Linked DNA regions of Mus musculus: region 2 is linked to region 1. The links are chromatin loops, found by intact Hi-C in ENCODE. Cell type or tissue: gastrocnemius. All regions are shown on one strand. Each heading gives the region's core, and the rest is flanking DNA. Links, peaks and the distances in the headings are about the cores only.

Region 1 (11,097 bases), core at 1,393-9,392:
AAAGCCATATAGGAAAGAAGGACTCGTGGGAAGGACTTTAATACTGGGAGAGTCTGAGCAGCAGGGCTGTGTTCCTGAGTGGCTCTCAGTACAAAGACCACTTGAGAACGGAAAGCCAGCGTTACTTCTTGCTTATTCTTTTTAAGTCTTTGAATAAACATAATGGAAGAAGCTGAAAATCGCTTTAAGGAAGTACCACTACCGTGTGCCTTGATTATGTGTGGCGGCCTTAGTATTCATTTTGTAAAGCCAGGAGTTTCTTTCTGCTCTGAGCTCACTCTTTTGAGACAGGGCCTTGCAGTGTTGTTAAGGGTAGCCTTGAACTTACGATCTTCCTCAGTTTACAGAGATGCTGGGGTTACAGGTGTGTTCCTACCACACCCACTCGAAAATCCTAATTTTAAAAGGTTTATTTATTTCATGGCTGTTTTGCCTACCTGCATGTACATGACCCGTGTGCATGGCTGGTGCCAGCACAGGCCAGGAGAGTTGGATCTCCTGAGGCAGGTAGCTGTGGGGTGCAGTGTCAGTGCTGGGAACCGAACCCTGCTCTACAAGAGCAGCAAATGCTCGCAACTGCTAAGTCATCTTCCAGCCCCTCTTAATTACTAAAAAAAAAAAATGTTAAAACATCTGTCTGTGTGTCTGTCTGCCTGCCTGCCTGCCTGTCTGTCTGTCTCTGCTGAGGAAGGTATGTGCTTGCTGCATCATATGTGTGTAGGTCAAAGGACAGGACAAGGGAGTTGATTCTCTCTCTCCACTATGTGGGTCCCTGGGGTTGGAGTCAGGCTGTTTAGCTTAGAGCGCAGTGCATTTTCTCACTGAGACATCCCATGGGCTCCTGATTTGGTCATGTAGGTATAAAGCTCTTGCCTGTTAAACCATGAAGTTTTTTTTTTTTTTTTTTTGCTTTAGAACAGAGTCCATTTGTTTCTGTTCTGAACACTCAACACTCTCCTGTGATTATTGTTATCACTAATTTTCACTTACAATATTTTCCAGCTGCTGTAGGACTTCCATATTGCATGGCCAGAGAAGGGGTTTGCCTGGGTTCCACAGAGTTTGAGTGGGAATCCGCTGTGTCCTGTGCTGTGAGACAGGGGATACCTGTCTTCTGTGTCATGGCGCTCCCCAGTCCTCTCCCCCACCTGCCTCTTAGACTTACCAGATTATCCCCTTTCCACGATCTTTTTCCTTTTTAGCATTTGTGCACATGCGTAGTGCACATGCATTTGGGGGCCACAGGTCGATACTGTTTGTTTCCGTCTATGGCTGTCCATCTTAGTTTTTGAGACAGGGTCTTTTCCCAGATCTGGGAGCTTGCTCATTGGCTGGTCAGCCGGCACTCCCATTTCTAGGGTTGCAACTGTCCATCAGATGCTTGACTCTTCTGTGGGTGCTGGAGATCTCAGTCTAGGCCTTCTGCTTGTGCGTCAGGCACTTTTCTAACCGAGCCATCTCCCCAGCTCTCTAACATCCTTTCTTTAAAAAAAAAAAAAAATAATGTGTGTCTGCACTCTGCTCATGGCTGGTGCTGCTCACAGAGGCCAGAAGAGGGTGGAGGATCGCCTGGAACTGCAGGTACAGAAAGGGTTATGAGCTGCTGTGTGTGTGCTTGGGAATTGAGCGCAGGTCTGGAAGAGTAGCCAGTATTCTCTAACCACTGACCCATCCCTCCAGCCCCAGGATCCTTTCTTAAATCACTCTGTACATTCTCCGCAGTAGCTAATGGAGTGTGCCTCCTCTTATCCCATGCCAGCAGTGGAATTTGCCTCTGGAGGCCGTGCCCTGCGCTCACCCAGTTGTTCAGCCTTAAGAAACAAATCAACAGGGAAATGGGGTTCAGCCTGGTTTTGGTGGACAGCCTGAGAAGGGATCAAGGGCTTCGCCAGTGCTACTCTGGGTCTGGGGAAACAGCAAATCATGCTGAATTTTCTAGGTTTCCTTAATATTGACAATCTGCATCTTGGCTTTTTATACTGCCATCCATGTAGCCAGCCTGCTTTTTGGCTTTGTCCATTAACCAATAGTTCTCAGAAATCTGTCACCATCTAAATAATAATAATCAAAATTGTGTGTGTGTGTGTGTGTGTGCGCGCGCGCACATACTCACTCAACTTTTGGAGTTGGTTCTCTCGTTTCTAACATGTGGGTTCTGGCAGTCAAATCTAGAATGTCAGACTTGGCAAATGTCTCTGCTTGTTCAGCCATCTCGCCAGTCCGCTAGTTAGAGTTTTAATTTTTCAACTCCAGGCTAGCTTTGTATCTTTCTCCTGACTTTTGTGTCAGTACCCCACGTCAGTGCCAACCTGTGTGAAAATGATCTTCCTACACCCCAGATTAGTTCCACCCATAGCCTTCCTCTTGCTATTAAAGGAAACTCAATTGTTCTCCTTGCTGGGACTTTGGATGTACACAGACCTGGTTGCCGCTTCTTTGAACATAGCAAAAGCCAGCCACTTCTCTTACCCAAGGCAGCCTCCCTGTAACGACTTTGGTCAGTACTTCTCAATCTTTCTAATGCTGTGACCCTTTAATACAGTTCCTCGTATTGTGACCTCAACCTTAAAATTATTTGGTTGCTACTTCATAATTGTAACTTTGCTACGGTTATGAATTGTAATGTAAATATCTGATATACAGGAAATCTGATATCTGATCCCTGTGAAAGGGTCATTGGACCCCCCAAAGGAGTTGAGACCCACAGTTTGAGAGGAGGTTACTGCCGTACCTAAATCCCTTCTTTTCATTCTTGACCCCTCCCTCTAGACTCTAGTCCTAGTTTGCTTCCGGTTGCTCTGATAAACAGAAAACAAAACAAAACAAGCCACTCGGACAGAAAACAGCTTAGGGGAGGAAAGAGTTGCATTTCCAGATATCCATTTGTCCCTGAGGCTGTCATCGCAGGAACTCATGGCAGGAGCCTGAAGCAGAAACCATGGAGGAACAGTGTTTACTGGCTCGTTCTCTGCCCCTGCTCAGCAATCTTTCTTACATATATATCCCTAGCCCTGTGACAGTGCCATTCACGAAGGGCTTTCTCTTCCACATCAGTAAAAACAGGCTCACCGACATGGCCACCGGCCAGTCCGAGTTAGGCGTTTCTTCTTTTGAGGTCCCTTGGGTGATTCTAGGTTTTGTCAAGTTGACAAACCTAACCTGCCCAGGTGTCTTCATGGGGCAGTGGGTGGCTTTTGAAAAATGTAGACTGTAGCCTTTGTTACTCTGTTTCTCTGGCTGTGGGACTGTGCGGCTGGGTGGGCACTGTAGCTGGCTCTGCCTGTGCCTTCTTCGGGAGCCTTCTCTCAACCATCTAGCCTTTGTGCAGATCTCAGTTTCCACTTACTGTCCTTGATCCTATTCTCTGGCTTTCTCCCTGTCTCACCTACCTTGTCCTGTAGCATGCTACCTACCCAGTTTTTTGACTTGCCATACTTTTTGTGTCCGCCTCCCACAGACTGCAAAAATCTTTGCTTTATTCATTGATAGTTTACAAGTACACTTAAAAAACGTTGATTTTAGGAATGAGTGCATAATACAGTGTTTTTTGTTTTTGTTTTTCAAAGGAACTGCCCTTTTAGAAGTGGGGCAGGGGGAGAAGATCAGATCTGTGTGCAGGACGCTTGCTGCTGTTCTTTGTATCACATATGTGTGTGGATCTCAGGAGACTTACTGTGGTGCCTTGGTTTTTAAAAGCTGATTTATTTTTTATGTGTATGTGTGTACCATATGCATGCCTGGTGCCTAGGGACGGTGACGGAAGAGGGTGTCAGATCCCCTGGAACTGAAGTTACAGCTGTTTAAGAACCAGTATGTGTGTTCTGGGACCTGAACTCACGCCCTCTGCAAGAACAACATGTGCTCTTAAACTCCAAGCTGTCTCTCCAGCCCGTTTTTTTTTTTTTTTTTGGACCCCATTTTTTGAAGTATAATTTATATTCTGTAAAATACATGTAATCCAATGATTTGTAGTAAATGTCCTGAGTTATGCATGTGTCACTTTGCAAATTCCCCTTGCGTCCATATAGTTAGCAGTTCTTGGCTCTCACATCACATTCCTAATTCTGACAAATTCTATGCCTCCACCTCTCAAAGGAACAGTTCATATCCAATACTTAAAGTCTTGTGTTCTTAAACACCATAAGTATAGGGGCTGGAGACTTGGCTCAGCAGCTAAGAGTGTGTGCTGCCCTGGCAGAGGACTGGAGTTGGGTTCCCAGTCCCTATCCTGGTGGCTGACAACTCTCAGTGACTCTAGAGAAGAGGCAATGCCCTCTTCTTGCTTCCATGGACTGCCCCCCAACATACAGATATATATTCATATCCATAAAAAGAAAACAAAGCTTTTCTTTAAAAAAAAAAAAAAAAAGAAAAATGGTCCATCTGAACATGGTTAACCTCTTTGACGCTGGAAGTGGTAGAGAGCAGTCAGGTCGGCTGTGCCTTGATACGCAATGTGCCACTCATTGCCTCCTTCCCACCTCAGTCTCTTCATCTGTGAAATGGGCTAATTATGGTAATTAGCTTACAGAGTTGTTGTGACAATTATAAATAATGAGAGCGTACCATTATCTGCAGAAGCTGCCGCTGTGTGTCCTGAACTTCAGTTAATATGATGAATCTCTTTCTAGTGTAGGCCCAAAATCCATGGGCTGAGTATCTTTGCAAAGAGAGCATGTTTAAATCAGGTTCTGCATCTGAAGTTTGCTTAAAGTAGTTTGCAAACAAACACCCTCCCTCTCCCCCTCTCTCCCCTCCCCGCTCTGTATAACATGTATGCATGGGTATGACTGTACTTTGATTATAAAAGCAAGTTGATTTCCAGCAGAGATCTTTTGCAGCATCTTTATTATTTAGAGAGCTCGCTCTGTTAAGCCATTTTCCCTGAATCTTCATCGTTTATATTTGACAGGTCTTTGACACCAGGGAGATAATTACCCACTTTTTTTTTTTTTTTTTTTTTTGTAGAAACCACAGTGTCTGTAGGAAAGTGCTCCGAGTTGAGTTGCATCTTACTCTCGCTTGGAGGACTGCCGCCTTCTAAATGAGCGGGGGAGGGTGGCAGGCATTCGGTTGGTCTGTAGCTTGACAAGCCGGAACTGAATTATCCTTTAATGAGAGCGTTGTCTTCCCTTTTTGTTCTTTTCTCTGTGTACAGATGCACAAAGCAGGGTCATCAGAAGCCCCTCGATTCAAAAGACGAGAATCCTGAGAAACATTGCCCACTGACGGTGAACCCCTGGCACATGAAGAAAGCCTTTAAAGTCATGAACGAACTCAGAAGGTAACGTCACTCTAATGCACACGCACCCATTAGTCTTCCTTTTATTTCTCTTTGTCCATAGGGGCCCCTCCCCTCCCCCATTGTTGCTCGAACACAGGGAACATCAAAAGCTTTTCTGCGAGGTTTTTAGGAGAAGCGAGGCCATCAGAAGCGAAGCGCAGGTGCTAGAGAGCTCCTCCGTCCAGCAGCGGCTGGTCAAGCCCGGCGAGTGAGTTCAGGCTTTCTCTAAGAAAAGTCTACTGTGGCTTTCCAGGGACGTCGTTCATTTCTCTTTCTTTCCTTTGAGAGAAGGTCCTGTGTATTCCTGGGTGAGGATGACCTTGAACTCCTGACCCTCCCTTTGCTGTCCAAGTACTGGATGACAGGCGTGTTCTACCACTGTGCTTCTGCTAATAAAATAGGTTTTTAATCTAAAACATACAGATTGTATGTTAAACATATCAGATATTCTGCCTATTCATTTGTTCATTTGTGTGTGTGTGTATGTGTATGTGTGTTATGTGTGACACGCACACGGTGTACATGTGTGGGCACATGTGACAGTTAAGGAAAGCCTGTGGGAATCACTTCTCTTCTACCACTATGTTCGGGTATTTGAACTCACGTCTTCAGCTTTGATGGCAAATGCTTTTATCCTCTGAGCCTGGGGACTCAGGGATTTAAATGGAATATTGTATTGAAATTAATCTTGTTTATTTTTAACTTTTCAATGTGACTACTGAAAAATCGTTACTTGCATTGTATTTCCATTCATTAATGCCGAGGACAGGCTTCTAATTCCAGCCATAAAGAATGCGGAGAGATACTTTTAGACAGGGAAACATGTAACTTGTTTTGGTGGTGACATTTGTGGTTGTTGGGGACAGTACCTGCCTGTTGCTAAGGTGATTCTCATGCATGTTAAGGGTCATTGTCACACACTGAGCCTTCCTGTGACACACTTGAAGTCCTAGCACTCAACAGGCTGAGGCCGGAAGAGCTCACGTTCAGGCCAGCGTCGACTATATAAAGAGATCTGGTTTAAAAGCTTTGGGGACGCACGCCTTTAATCCCAGCACTCAGGAGGCAGAGGCAGGTGAATTTCTGAGTTCGAGGCCAGCCTGGTCTACAAAGTGAGTTCCAGGACAGCCAGGGATGCACAGAGAAACCCTGTCTCGAAAAACTAAAAAAAAAAAAAAAAGCTTTGGGGATAAGGGTGACACTAAAAGCTGATTAAATAGGGTCTGGAGAGATTGCTCAGCAGTTAAAAGCTCTGGATGCTCTTGCAGAAGACCCAGGTTTTGTTCCCAGCACTAACATAAAAGGCCGGCTTTCAACCTTTTTGGGCGTCAGACATGCAAAGCCAAACCAACTGGCTTTTAGCAGGCACTCCTCCCCCACCCCTCCCCCACCCACCACTCCCCCTCCTCCACCCCCACCCCCTCCCCCTTGCTCCTGTTGGGCACTATAGCTTTGGCTTCCGTATTTTACCTTGGTCTCTGATTGACCTGGACACGATTCATTACACCATAGGAACGATTCATTACACCATAGGAACGCAATACCGACGGCTCCTTCCCCTGAGGCAAATGACTGCATTTTGAGCCATACTTGACTTTGAGTCTCTGTTTCATCCCAGGATTGTTTAGCCCTGGCCATCCCCAACCTGGTGTGGGCTACACGGCTGTTCACTGTGTTGCACTACTTCATGAGCCAGAGTCACCGGCCAGTGGTTCATGCTGATCGTCAAACAAAGGAGAGCTTTGAGAGTAGTTGCAGGTGGCTGCTGCTCCGAAACCAGGCTTGCTCTAACGATGTCACTAGCCGGTAGTATTTTTAAAATGTACTGTCAGGCTGGCTCAGTGGGTAATGTGCTTACTGTGCAGGAAGGAGGACCTGCATTTGGAACCTCAGAACGCACAGCAGTAGCCTGGAGCACTAGCACAGGTCTGTCTTCTCAGGGAGACAGGAGGCAGAGACAGGAGCATCCCTAGGGCTCCCGGGCCAAGTCTAGCCAGCCACCAAGCTCCACTGAGAGACCCAGTCTGAAACGTAAGGGAGAGCAACCGAGGAAGAGGCTCAAGATCAGCCTTTGGCCTCCATACATTTGCACATACGGGCACAGGCAGGCACATACACCAGTGCACATGCGTGTATACACCAACACGGAGTGAATTGACTTCACAGCTGGGAAACGGATGACTGTGGATAAAGCAGATTAAGGCTTTTATTCCGAAGAATAAAAGGAAGTAGACAAGGCTGAGAAGCAAGAAGACAGACTTGTGTTTTGGAAATGCCGTTTTTCGAGCAGTGTGACACTGCATGATTTAATACCTATACTGGGTAGAGGTCGGAGGCAGGAGGACGTCTGAGGTTAAGGTCTACGTAGTGAATACTAGGGCTGCGTAGTGAGTCTGAGTCTCAAAAAAAAAGTCACCTTTATTTCTTACCTTTTGTATAATTCTTTTAAAAACACAAACAAAACTTGAAGCTTTTTTTATTGTACAGCTGAAAGTCACTAATTACTTCCTGTCCTTGCATCAGCTTCCTATTGCCAGAAAAGGGTAGCCCAGGGTGGCTTCCTGACTTCTGGGAAGGGAGAACTTCCCTGTTCTCACTACTGTGCTTGGCATCCATTGGCCGCTAACCCTGTGGCTCTAAGTCTTAATGTGGCAGTGGTGGGAGGCGGAGTAAGGGGGCCTCACAGCTGTGCACTAAGGATGGCTTTGGTGAATTTTTATTTTGCTGGTGAAAACAAAGACCCTTTCATGAATCACTTTGTAAGGTATGGTTGCCCACACGTCTATCCCCAGTTAGAGGTAGGAGGGCAGGAGTGCTGTGAGAGAGGTTTATCTGAAGACGGACCACACATCCTGATGTGGGCAACACCATTCCACGGACCGTGGTCCTGGAAAAAGCCCTCTGCGTGCCAGTATCCCTTCTCTCTGCAGCCTGACCTACCCAGATATGAATAAGCCCTTACCATCATTCTGTTCCAGTACGACGGACTGGACTCTCAAACTGTTACCCAAATAAATCCCTCTCTCCCGAGTCCCAGGATTCACACACAGCTGTCTTTTCTGGTTTAACTTAGTTGCACAGCTGGGAAAGGACGGACCTAAGATGAGGTAAGGCTCTGTGCTGGCACTGTGTAGATGGGGTGCGAAGTCAGAAGGACAGCATCCTTCTAGGCTAGAAGACTGTGTGGGTTTGACCGAGTCTTCTGCGCAGTGTTATTCACCTATAGTTTCTGAGAATCCAAGTGGCAGGGTGACACGAGGGATTTGGGGGCTGGCTCTCGTACAGCACTGACTCTCTGGTAGTTGAACTTCACTTTTTCCAGTGGGAGGGGGTTAGTTTAAAACGAGAGTGTGTCAGAATCAAACAATGGAGCATTAACTCCCCACTCTGCGAACTGGCTCAGCGTTTTCTCTCAGTATCTTTTCAAGGCAAAACTTACCTGAACAGTGTACTTTTTAGACTCATGTTTACTATGTGCTACACAGGGATGAGCGCAGGAGGGGATGAAGAAGCAGGGAACATCACAGGTACCTTTTTTAAAATTTTGATTCAGGGTCTCACTTTGTATCTATTATGATCAGGCTGGCCTCTATCTCAGCCAAGCCGCTGCCTCTACCTCCCAAGTTCCCAAGTGCTGGCATTAAGGCCACTGTTCCTGCCCAGCTTTTTTTTTTTGTTTTTTTGTTTTTTTGTTTTTTTGTTTTTTCCAGGGTTGAGTAGGTCTTAATGTACCTGTGGTCTCCTTGAAATGACATAGCTAAGGATAATGGTGATCTGTTTAGCCTCCTGCCTGCACCTTCCAAGTACTGGACTTACAAGCAGGCCCCAGCATACCCAGCTCTCAGAACTGTTAGTGAGAAACTTAGATGGCCAGCTGTGTGGACATTAAAAAACGGTAGCAAAAAAGGGGCAGCATTTTATCTTCAGAGAAATTAAAGAAACACTGCTGGTTTCTAGGCTATGTGATTCTATCTGAGCTTGTTGCTGCAGTTCTTACCGAGGGTGTGGGCGGTGGGCAGTGTCTTAGTTTTATTAGAAGGAATGTAATTTTTGGCCCTTAAATTAAATCTAGGGGCCAAGAACGTTCTGTAAGAATGAACTGTGATTCACCTGTATGTCTTATATAATCCATACATACTCTGTTTTTCACTAGTAGTAGTGGTTTTTACATTGTACAAGAACAAAAAACTGCAATCTTTCCCTTAAAGGAATGAGTGTCACTCCCATCCCCCACTGTACCCAAGGATTGACAGAGGGGGAACCCAGTTTCCCCCTGGGATTCTGTTATCTGTCCTGTGTGGCTGTTCATACTTGGTTACTTAGAGGTCAGGGCAAGTGGCTTGAACAGTGAACTCAGGCAAGGCTGCCTTGGTTTTGATCCCTTTGTGTCAGGATTTTTAAAAGAGATTTTAGAAGAATCACATAGGGCGTGACTGTTTCCGTGCCAGTATGTTTGATATGGAAGAACGCTGTCAGGACCTTTTAGTTTTGTGCACTACAGTGGAATACAAGATCTTCCTTGAAGGACAGGAAGCCCTTCAGTCCTTCCAGATGTATTTATGCAAGAAGGATTGAGAGACAGCCTGGAGTATGAGCAGAGTTAACCAGCAGTAGTCTGCAGGGTCTCATAAGCACTGGTGGTTGATTTCTTTTTAATGGTCTTTATTGAGCAGGGAGAGGATCATTAAACTCTTCTAGAATGTGGAGAAGGGACAGTTTAAAATGACTTCACTAAAACAACCTTCTCTCCTCCTTCTCCCCGAGATGCTGCAACCCCGAGAGGCATGGAGTACCCACTGCCCCACCTCAGTTTGCCCTGGGTAGCCTCAAAACCAGACGTCAGAGTCTCACCCCACCCAGCCTCTTTCCGTTCAGTCTCAGCTGTTACGCCATCTCACTGTTACGCCATCTCTCCGACACACAGATTCCTTTGTTTGCTTTATTATGGATTTGCATGTGTGCCTGTGTGGATTTATGTGCACTGCATGTGTGGCAGTGCCCGTGGGGGCCAGAAGAGGGCGTTAGATTTTTGGAACTGAAGGTAACAGACAGTTGTGAGTGTTTGATGTGATATTTGGGATAGAATCCATATCTATTATAGTAGCTAGCAGTAAGCCAATAGGTACTCTTAACTGCTGAGCCATCTCTCTAGTTACCCCCAACTCCCTATAAAGACAGAGTTTTGCTGTGCTAGTCTGGAAACTCCTGCCTCAGTTTTCCAAGTGCTAGGATTACAGGGTTGCAGTGCCATCTTGTAGCAAGGTGTCCTGTGTATGTAGTGTGGGCTCTTCCCTATAGCTAGTCTCACCCACATAATTCTGACCCTCCCCCCTACCCACCCAGCGTGACTGTTTCCCCCTCAGAGAGGCAGCATCCCCCACTTCTCTCTAGTCTTCACCTTCCCATACCTTTTCCTTTCCCTCGTATTTTACTTTTACTTTATCCATAAGTAAATTCTCTTCTTTTAAGAGCAATGAGATGTTTTTGCAAGTCCCCAGATCTAAAGACGTCCCTTCTCTACGGACAGGGAGTCCATGCGTTCCCCAGGGACTCCTGGTGGCTCTGTTCTGTCCCTTTTCATTCCCGTTCAGCTGTCTGAAGTCTATCTGAAAGGGATGATAGACTCTGCGCTGGGAGCCGTTACCAGTGTAGAGCAGTTACGAAATGGTCGACAGTACCCGGCTTTCCTCTAAGTTCCCTGGTGGACTGACTGTCACGCTGTCTGTAACTGGTTTTCCTCTACCGTTTATCAGTGGCCTGTCCCTCTTCCTGTGTGTTTGCAAGTCTGAGGCACTGTAAATCTCAGGGGTGGA
Region 2 (11,097 bases), core at 1,606-9,605, 46 kb after region 1:
ATCTTTCCAACCCCAATTAGTGTTTTAAATGACGTTTGTGAATACTAGAGTGAAACTTTTGTTACATAACTATATTTGATGTTTATGTTTTGATTTATTTTTAAATTTTGGATTCTACCAGACAGGGTCACTATTTTCCCTTAAAAATAAATCAGATAGTATGGCTTATGAATGCCACCTCTTAACTTCTGGCTAATCTCCTGTGTGTACTTTCTGTTTTGTTTTTTTATGGTGATGAGGGGTCTACTGTATGCAGCTATACCACTGAGCGACCTCCTCATATCTTAGTGTGGATTTTAAGGGCTAATGGTCCTTCCCTTAGTGAGGTATGATTCAGAGTTTAGCTCTGTAGTTTGCAGAGTTTTAGTAAGTACAGATACTTATGACCCATGGTTACATTGAGATATCGAACATGCAGAACCTCGGGCATCTTTCCAATAAAAGTCCCACCCGTTCGTTCCCAGTCCACAGATGTGATTTCTGTGGGAATTGTCTTAGCTGCTTTGAACTTTGTGCAAGCAGAAGCCTCTAGGATGTGGTTGATGGGGGTGGCGGGGTGTGGCGGGGGGGGGTGGTGGTGGAGGGTGTGCGTGGGGGGGGTGCCTTCTAACCCACACTGGAGAGTTTGTGAGCTTCATTTAGGTGGTGTTTCCACAATCTCTCCTTTCCTGCTAAGTGAACCTTTATGCGTTTCTGCTATGATATGGTGTGTTGATAAGCACGCATGTTAACAGTTTGGGGTGTTATAAAAAGACCTAAAGAGCCATGATGGGCCACGCTGAGCTTAACAAATGCCTGCGGTTAACCCCGTGTTCGGGTCAGCCAAGCTTTCAGTAAGATGGGTGGATTTAATTTCCTATGAAGTACAGTCTTATTTGATTTTTCCCCCTTAGGTGCTTTGCTATGTATCTTTCTTTCTATTTTTTTTTCTAGCAATAATTTGTCTTACTGTCTTGATTTTATGCCTCACATTAGCTTTGAGATACAAAGTTGGGAGGTGGTTGTCTGAATATTTAACGTAGAGAGGGTTTGGGGGACAGATGTAATTTCTTATGAAAAACAACATGCAGCTGTCAAGTAGCTATTTCTCTTCCTTTTTAAAAAAATGTGTATGTGTGTGTGTATGTAAGAGAGAGAGAGAGAGAGACAGAGACAGAGACAGAGAGAGACAGACAGAGAGACAGTCAGTGTGGAAGCTCTGGAGCATGAATGTGGAGGCCAACAGACTACCTCATGTCAGCCTTAGGAACACCATCTGTCTCCTCTGTGAGACAAATTGTCTCATTTCTCATTGGCCTGGAGCTAATCAGTTAGAATAGACAGGCCAGGAGAGCTGGCTGTTAAGTCCCAGGCATCCTCCTGTCTCAGCCTTCCCATCCGCTCTGGGATGACGAGAGTGTGCTGAGCCTGGCATTCTTTTTTTGTTTGTTTTGCTCTTTTAAGACACGATCTCTCTATGTAGTCCTGACTGTCCTGGAACTTACTATGTAGATCAGGCTGACCAGAGATCCACCTGTCTCTGCCTCCTGAGTGCAGGCCTTAAAAGCGTGCCAGGCAGTGGTGGCACATGCCTTTAATCCCGGCACTTGGGAGGCAGAGGCAGGCGGATTTCTGAGTTGGAGACCAACCTGGTCTGCAGAGTGAGTTCCAGGACAGCCAGGGCTACACAGAGAAACCCTGTCTCGAAAAACCAACAACAACAACCAAAAAAAAAAAAAAAAAAAGAAAAAGAAAAAGCGTGCACCGCCATTCCTGGCTTTGGCATTTTGATGTGAGTTCTGGGGGATGAACTCAGCCCTGATGTTTACCAGGCAAGAACTTTACCAGCCCTGAAAACAGTTCTTCAAGGGTTAGGATTATATTGTATGTGTGTGTGTATCTGTGTACCTGTTTTGAGTCAGAATTGTTTCTAAGGATATAAAACAACAAAAAAGATTAGCTCTCGCCAAAACTTACAAGATTCCTGTTAGAAAAAACTGTGTGTGATTTAGAAAGGAGATGCAGCCAGGCATGGTGGTGCAGGTTTGCACCAGCACCCAGAGGGCGTGGCTAGGCAGATCCCTGAGGAGAAGCCTCCTGGCTTTGTACACACTGAGTTCTAGGCAATCCAGCACTACATGTGGAACTCAGGTGTTCCAAAAAGAAAGAAAAAGGAGGAGGAGGAAGATGGGGAGGGAGAGGAAGAGGAGAGGGAGGAAGAGGGGGAGGGGGAAAGGGAGAAGGAAGAGAATGCAGGTGTAGGAGAAAGGTCAAGGAGAAGGGGAAGAGAAGGAAGATCAGGAAGGGAAAAGGGCAAATGTAATAAAGCAATCAGTGCCCCCAAGGAACTCTCTGAATTACTTCCCCCAGTGTAGAGAATGATTGCCACAGAGCGAGGCCATGGAGATAAATTATTCTGACAATTATATTTGGCATTTAATTTGGCAGTTGTTATCCACAGTTCTAAAGGTGCTGGCGCTCCACCTTTGAGAGCTAAGGGTATCCTTAGTTCTTCATCTGCAGACACATCTTACCAGTGCCCTTAGAGCAACTTGACATGCCTTTTTAAGATTTTAATGTTTTAAAGGCAACTTTTGAGGTCTCCTGAGGGTACATACTGCTTTCTACTTCCCATCTTAGACACTGAATTAGTTTTTCAGCTTGTCAGTCTCATTGAACCGGTCTCATGTTGTTGGTGTATTGGTGGCAGGCTGGCTTTGAACTCGCCATGTAGTTTAAGGTAACCTTTAACCTCTCACTCTCCTGCTCCTTCTCCCTAAGTGATGTGCACCACGTCACCCAGTTTTATGTGGTGCTGGGGATCAAACTCCAAGCCTTTACGAACAGCTACATTTAAAGCCGTAAATTATACTCTTGGAAAGGTGGACAGGAACTTAGTGGTAGTCTACTTTTCAGTCATTTGAGAGATTCTAAATATACAGAAAGAAAGACTTTTGAAGGATCTAATGCAGACATAGAAGGCAGATTTGATTGTGGGGGCACACAGCTGTGTTCCTAGTGTGCTGGAAGCAGAGGCCAGAGGCAGAGGCTCAGTGTTGGCAGACAGCATGACCCTGTCTCAAAAACAAAAGCAATATAAACAAACAAACCAAAGCAAGGCACATGGAGCTTTAGAGGCTTTTTCAATATTTGTTTCCAGGTAAGACCTTGGACTGTTGTTACTCAGGCCAATCTCAAACATGTGAACCTCCTGTTTCAGCTCCCGAGAGCTAGGATTATCAATGTTTACATTTTCTCCTTTGTAGTGAGAATGTATGGAGGCAGCGCTAATGTCAATGAGACAAAAGTACAGCAATTTCCAAAGGGATAATAGGATAAGAGACTTGTTTTACAGCAAGAGGCTGCCTGGATTCCATATCTCAGCCGCTTGATCAAGAGCATTGAGTGAGTTTTTACAACGTTCTGGACAGCGGAATGTTTTACAAATGAGAAAATTGTGGCACAGGAGGACTCAGGTTTTCCAGGACCACATAGCTGCTGTGGAATGATTCTAGATTCAAGGCCAAAGTGCTCTGGGTAAACTGTGGCCTGGTGTCCATTCTGTATTCTTCTCAGCTCACGTTCCTGAAGCTTTTAGCAACAGTGTGACAATCTGGTGTTAATATCTACACCTCCTCACTCACAGCCTCAATCTGTCCATGGGGTTTGAAGACCTCTTGGAAGGCAGTAGTACTGGGGTGAATGGAGAGCTGTGCGTGTCCCCACTAGATCGATGGAAGACAATAAAATATATTAACACAATCCCTGTTAGCATTGGAACTCCAGGGTGGCTGGCGGTTTTGTCTCTTCGTTTCATTTCTGTATCTCTAGAATCTAGATTACAAGTTAGTACAGAGGAGGTGGGTATCCATTACGAATTTGTTAAATGAATAATAAGTCATTATTAAGTGAATAAATGCTCAGAGTTCTTGAGAGTGAATGGAAGTTAAGCCACCAAGTCACCCTCACCCCATGAAATGGAAGAAGCCTGGACTGAAGCATCCCCCAGTCCCCGGCTATGACCCTGGGCAGGACTCCTGCCTGGCAGAACCCTGCAGAGTGAGAAGGTGGGACAGGAGAAGGAGCCTGGTTAGAGGTTGTGGTGGGAGGGGGCTTATGGGTAATGATGGGTTTCGTTTTAAGAATATTTGGCCAGGAAAGGAAGTCTAACTGACATGAAACAACCTCATCCTGTGAATGAAGAGAGCGGATCCTAGTGCTTCTTTGTCGTGAGATTGAATTCCCTGTGCCAGGAAACAGAAAAACCTTGGATTAGAGGCAGTGCTAGTGATCGAGGGCCAGGCTCTGTGTAAAGTGGTGAATATGTTTTCAGCAATGCTGCAAGCAAGGTAGTTGTTGTCTGCATTGTGTAGTTGTTGTCTGCATTGTGTGTTTGGGCCACTATCAGGGAAGTCTTAGGTTACAAAAGATGGAAATAGCAGCTATAAAAAGGATACTTGGGGTGGGGAGGGGCTCTCAGACGGCCTGATGACTACTCTGCCACTCAGGTTTTCTTCCCAGTTCCTGATTATACCACTGCGAAGTCCATCAGCCACTGGCATATTCTGTTAAAGAGTCTGTCTCTCTTAAAACTTTAATTGTCTCTGGCAAAACTTGGTCTGGAGGTGTTTGTAAGATTAGCTATGATGGGAACTAGTTGAAAAAGAGTTTTGGGCCCTGCTACTGGTAAATATCTCAAGTGATGGAGCTTGGGTAAGGCCGAATTGGATGGAGGGAGTCAAGGTAGGTGTGTCTAGGGGTGGCAAGTTATGGGTGGGTGCTTAGAGCAGAGGGCTGCTTTCTGGTTGCCAGGCTGCAGTTTTGAGAGGAAGAAGTGTGACTAAGATGCTGGCAGGGTGCCACAGACAAACACCTTCCTGTTTGTAAACTGCAAGGTGGGTGTAGTCCTGCATCCCCCAAGAGAGGAAGAACAGGCTTCCTGTTTCTTCCCTGTACCCACTGAAGTCTCCGCAGCCAGGTGGTGGTGCGGCTCAGTGGTGCTGAAGCTTAGAACCATCCTGAGTCTGTAAATGAGCAGCGAGTTGAGAAATAGACCCACTGAGTATTACTTAGAGTCTGGGAGCTGGGTGCTCCTGAAAAGTGCTGATTTTTATTTTACAATGAGGTCTTTTTAGTGTGTGTGTGTCCATGTATGCACATCTATGAGCACCTGTATAGAAATCAAAACTCAACATGTTGAGTGACATTTTTCTTCTTACTTATTTATCTAGTTTATTTGAGACAGTCTTTCACTGACCCTTGAGCTCACCAACTCAACTAAACTAGCCAACAAACTCTAGGAGATTCCTGTCCCTGCCTCCCCAGGGCTGAGATGAGAGGTGCATGTCCCTGCTTGTGATGGTTTGTATATCCTTGGACCAGGGAGTGCCACTATCTAGAGGTGTGGCCTTGTTGGAATAGGTGTGACCTGGTTGGAATGGGTGTGTCACTGTGGGTGTGGGCATAAGATCCTCACCCTAGTTGCCTGGAAGTCAATCTTCCACTAGCAGCCTTTGGATGAGGATGTAGAACTCTCAGCTCCTCCTACACCATGCCTGCCTGGATACTGCCATGCTCCCACCTTGATGATAATGGACTCAACCTCTGAACCTGTAAGCCAGCCCCAATTAAATGTTTTTTATAAGACTTGCCTTGGTCATGGTGTCTGTTCACAGCAGTAAAACCCTAACTAAGACACTGCTCTTGGTTTTGGTTTGTTTGTTTGTCTTTTAAATTGTGGGCTCTTGGGAATTAAACTCAAGTCCTCATGAAAATTACAGAAAGTTCTTTGTCCACTGAGTTATTATTTTTCTAAATCCCCTCAATGAGAGTCTTACAACTTCTTCACGTGTGGTGATAATGTCATCTCTCTGTGCATGCCCTTGGGCAGCTATTTCCTTGTTTGCTTCCAGGTCATTGTTTCTGAGATGAACTTAAAAGTGTTGGAATATTAATATAAAGCCTACACATTGGTAGTACATTTGTGAGTTTACAGTGGCTGAGCTGAGCTGTCAATTTCATGTTCGTGGTTTCTTAGGTATTGGACTATATCTATAGCTACATTTAAGAGTCTATCTATTTATTATATAGTTACTACATAAATATACTATATATGTATGGTATATAGATACTATATAAAAGGTACCCAGAACCTTTTGTAGTTTCTTCTTCATAAACAGACTGCCAAGGATCCTGTTGGCTAGTTTAGTTAAGTTGGCTAAGGATCTAAAAGACATACTATATAAATGATTTCCCCCATGGAGTGAATGCCCAAGCTGAAAATGCACTACAGAGTCCAGTAGTCAGCCAGAAGTGTGCTTGTCTCAGCAAAGCATTTTGCATGAAATTTGGCTTGTCAGTGTGAGCTGGGCTAAAAGCATCTTAGTTTAAAGTGTGCAGCTGGGGAAAGTGGCAGAGGGATGCTTATTGTTTGCTTGGTCTTCCTTGTCTAGCCTTCTACTTGTCTTTGCTAATCAGTGCTCCCCTGCCCTCCACGTTCTTTATACATTATGGAATGTTTCTCCTGAAGTATATAGGCAACTATAGCCTTTAATTTGTCTTGCTGCGTTTGAAATTATCATATCTAAGTGAAAAAAAAAAGTTATTTCTCAAACGATAGCATTTTAAGTTAGGCTTATTTAATTAGCTACCATGATCTTTTACTTCATCTTTCTCCAAGCACGCTGCTGATTGCAAGAGCACCAGAGAGAAAGAGGATCCTCTACAGAACCCTGCAAGTGGTGTTCTGAGTAAAAGAGCCTCCCACAAGCCCATTAGGAGGTGTGGCCTTGTGGAAGGTGGAGCTTTGTTGGAGGAGGTGTGTGATTCAATGGTGGACTCAAGCCTTCCTGATGCCTGCCTGTCCCTACATAGAACTCTCAGCTCCTTCTCCAGCACTTTGTCTGCCAGCATGCTGCCATGTTTCTCACCATGATAATTGGCTAAGCCTCTGAAACTGTAAGCCCATCCCAGTGAAATGTTTTCTTTTACAAGAGTTGCAGTGGTCCTGGTGTCCCTTTATAGAAACAGAAATGCTAACTAAGACACTGCCCTGTGGTGGAAGGCCAAAGAGGGCAGTCTGATGAGGGTGTGGTCAAAGTTTGGGGGGGGGGGAGTGCACTTCATCGGGGCTCCCAGCACTCACTGCTTGTTTGCTAGAGTTCTCAAGGTAGAGAAAGGCGTTCTTTCACTTGCTTCCCTGCCTTTTGAAAAAGTAATATGTGACCATTCGAATGCATAGCTATTAGAACAGGAAGAAAGCTTTACAAATAAATAGAAAAGTTTTAAACTGCCACTAACTGGAGATAGTCTTCAAAAATAGTTGTGGTAATTCCTTCTTGAGCCATCTTTGTGTTTACACACACACACACACACACACAGAGAGAGAGAGAGAGAGAGAGAGAGAGAGAGAGAGAGAGAGAGAGAGAGGGAAAAGGCAGGACCTAGAGAAATAGCTCTGTGGCTAAGCATTTGCTGCTTTTCCAGAGGACACAAGTTCAATTCCCAGTCCTGGTGTAATGTGGCTAACACCCTCTTCTGGTCTCCACACACCTGCATTTACATTTGCATACCCTGTATACCCACACATAGGCATGCACATACACATAATTAAAAAGAACAAAATTCCAGGCCTATTGGCTCACTCGGGCAGTTAAGCCAATATGAGATCAATGGCTGTTAGTTCAAGGCCAACATTATCTAAATCGTGAGCTCCAGGCAACCAGGGCTACACAGTAAAACCCTGTCTCAAAAAAAACAAAAAACAAAAAACAAAAAAAAACCAGGATACCATATTGTATATTCTGCTTAGAAATTAGTTTATTGTGGTATGTTGGGTAGGAGTGTGGCAGAGGCTCATGGTAGGGTGCTCTGTGGTATCTTCATGAAGGAAGTCAATGAGTTTCAGAGCTAGTCATTATGGTGATGGCTGAAGTAAGAGGTCAGGCTGAAAGGATTTTGAAATAGGACCAAAGCAATGTCACATGCAAATATATTCCCCCAAGTAGTGAGTGTAGTTCTGTTTAAGAAGCATTCCAAATTGTATCTGTTTTAAAACACAGTGACAAATTGATTTCCATTCCGGTGGATTGACTTCTGGGCTACCTGGGCATTCATTCATCTAGGAGCCGAGAGTCCAGCATGGATGAACCTGATTTGACCTTACCGCTCCTTAGGGAGAGAGACAGCCAACACAGGGATCAATGCATAAGAATAATTTGGTTCATGTTGTATAAATGGTCTTTGTAACTGTGAAGGACTGAGCTGGCAGTGACAGTGCCAGGGCTCAAGTGGAGGTACTCAGTACTGACAGAACGAAGCAGAAGGAGAAGCTGTAGGAAGGGCCGGTCTTTGCTCATTCCACACACCCAAGAGGGATGTCTCTGCTTGGAGAGCATGGCCTTCCTCTGGATACACACCCCATGAGATGTAGTCACTCTCTCTGTCCTGTCACTCAGATCTGTGGGAAGTCATCGTTGCTCTCTTTGATGTTGCAGAGTATACCAAGGATCTTAGGATGCTTTCAGGTTATTTTTCTCAGTCTCAGGGCTAATACCACCAAAGTGGGAGTAAATGGAAAATTTCTGTTAGATAACCGAGAGATGTCTGGGAGGTTATTGTATCATTGTAATTCCACTTTCGTATGAGGTACGACAGGCTGGCGATCTGGCTCAGTAGAGCATTTCCTAGCATGGGTGAGGTTTTCCATTTAATCCCACTTCTCCCTCCTCAACCAAACCAAACCAAACCAAACCAAACTGAAACAACAACAACAAAAAAACAAACCATTGTTCCATTGAGTCGTAATTCTAGGACAGTGGTTCTCAACCTGTGGGTCATGACCTCTTTGAGGGTCAAATATCAGCTCTCATGCTTATCAGATACTTACATTATGATTTATAACAGTAGCAAAGTTATAGTTATGAAGTAGCAACAAAATACTTTTATGGTTGGGGGTCAGCATAACATGAGGAACTGTATTAGAGGGTTGCAGTCTTAGGAAAGCTGAGAAAGTTAAGAACAAATTTTAGAAACATTCATCTATTTGTTGGATCTTTTAGTAAGTTTTGTCCATTTTCTTAAGATAGTGTCTCACAGTGTAGCTCTGGCTGGCCTGGAAATCAGAGATCTGCCAGTTACCTCTACCAGTTACCCATTGTTGGGATTAGAGGTATCTGAACCGTGCCTGGCCATAACTAGATATTTTTATCTGAGATTGCTTCTTAGGTATTGAAGGTGCCACACACTTGGGATCTTACCTCTCGGGACAGAAGGAGGACAAGCTTGAGGCTGCTATGGTGTAGAGAGATCCTGCATCAAACGATAAGGAAAGAAACCGCCCTTTTCACTTCTGGGTGCTTCCTTCCTTTTCCTGACACAGAAGAAGATAAGCCCCAGAGTTATGACAGCCCATGTGCCCTTTTATTGACATGGAAAATCACACTGAATACTGAAAACACGAGACAGGAAATTTTGTCTCAGAAATTAGCCTTTTCCAAAATACATGCCATTTCAGGATTCTGCCATGTTCAGAATTATGAATCCTAATAAATTTTTAAATTTCTTTCTCTACCATGGCTTAATCTTGCTTAAATGGACTTATCTAAGAGTGCTTATATAATTCAAATAAATAGAAGTAACCTTTAGATGCACCCCTGTTAGTTTATATGTTTAATATAATAGCTTGTTGATTCTTTGAGAACTTCATACAGTGTATCTTGACCATATTTCCTATATTGTGCCTAACTACCTCGTAGATCCATCCCCACTTCCTAGGCCCTCCCAACTTTGTATCCAGTTTTTTAATTCAGTAAACCATTGAGCTGCATTGGTCCACAACATTGTTTTAAGTTTCAAGGATTTTGTGCACGCATGTGTTCGAGTGTGCATGTGTGTGGACATGGCATGTGCACGTGCCTACATGAGTGTCCACAGAGGCCAGAAAAGTGTTGGGTCCCTGGAACCATAGTGGGCTACCCACTGAATTCCAGTCATCTAGAGAAGAGCAAGCATTTGTAGCCACTGAGCCTTCTCTCCAGTCCCTGATTTACAGTGAACCATGAGCACAGAATGTCTATGCTATCTGAAGTAGTTACCCCATTTTGGTTAATACTATTCACATGTCAGGCTTGTCTTATTTCCATGTCATATGTATGGCCTTAGGTGAGTTACATGGCTTCTCCAAGGCTCTGGATTAACTTCTACATAATCAGGATAATTAGGTGTTCTTGGCCGCCAGCTCTCTGCTTGTCCTGGTACTCCATTAAATACGGAAGCTACTCTGAGAATTGATTTTATTGAGTGGTTGTGTTTAGCACTGTGATGGAAAGGATAGCGTGGGATATTTAGAAGTCACCTAGAGATGGGATTGAAAGTCTTGGAGTTGTAAACTGTAGTCTATCTCCAGCTTCCCATGGCATGACCATATGACTTAGACATCATCTATAACCCCTCTTGAGTTTGAATTCTTTGTGAGGTAGATTGCAACCTAAGGTACATGGCCCCAGGGTCTCTGTGAACTGAGTGGCTCTGGTAATGGGGTGTGGTTCGTTTGATATCTTTTATTTTGTTTTGTTTTAACCAGCTGTTTAATCGATTCAAAGGTAGGTTTTGATGTGGCCATAGCTACTTTTACTGTTGATATCATGAGTGACTGGTGGTCACTAGATGTCATGTTGACAAGCTAGGATAATAATTTTTTTGTTTGTTTTGAGGCTGTGCATAATTAATTACATAATTATGAGTTCTTTCAGTTTGGTCATTGTAAAGTTACATCACAAAACCAAGTAAGGATTTACTAGCAAGATAAAAATAGTAATACATATTTTATACAGTTGACACACATGTTCAACATGTTTTTCAAGCCTATTAAAAACAATGAACTTATTGTTCAATCCATTAAAAAAAATCTAGTAGTCTATTCTCAAAAGAACCTTTCTACCTTTGCTTTTAAATACTTGTGTAGACTTACACATTTATTATTTTAATAAATTTTTAATCTTTTAATGGGCTAGCTCTGTACTTCTTAATGAATTACATTAAAACCAGTAAAGTAGATAAATGGGGCTGGAGAGAGGGCGCAGCAGTTGTGAAAGGTTTGTTGTGTGTTCATGCATATGG

Evidence for each region. Peaks named below come from ENCODE experiments on the same cell type or tissue, not always from the same donor. Only the 100,000 strongest peaks of a DNase experiment are listed, where the experiment ranks them.
Region 2: a loop joins it to region 1, with 1.8 times the contacts of the local background. A loop is called at or near these places in 10 of 42 quality-filtered maps.

The regions. Positions count from the first base shown.
Region 1 is chr8:64,828,630-64,839,726 of GRCm38, reverse strand. Klhl2 (kelch-like 2, Mayven) reads left to right here. Exons shown (of 15, transcript NM_178633.3): 2 at 5,159-5,284. Among named protein-coding and RNA genes, the nearest start is that of Klhl2, 16 kb to the left of the region's middle. In gastrocnemius, for the core only: no CTCF peak of the experiment used is centred there; a DNase peak (open chromatin) is centred at 5,068; H3K4me3 peaks cover 1,623 bases; H3K27ac peaks cover 2,433 bases.
Region 2 is chr8:64,782,667-64,793,763 of GRCm38, reverse strand. All of the region lies in intron 4 of Klhl2 (kelch-like 2, Mayven), which reads left to right. Gm46040 (a long non-coding RNA gene) reads right to left here. Exons shown (of 4, transcript XR_003947556.1): 3 at 9,237-9,349. Among named protein-coding and RNA genes, the nearest start is that of Gm46040, 13 kb to the right of the region's middle. In gastrocnemius, for the core only: no CTCF peak of the experiment used is centred there; a DNase peak (open chromatin) is centred at 4,832; H3K27ac peaks cover 1,355 bases.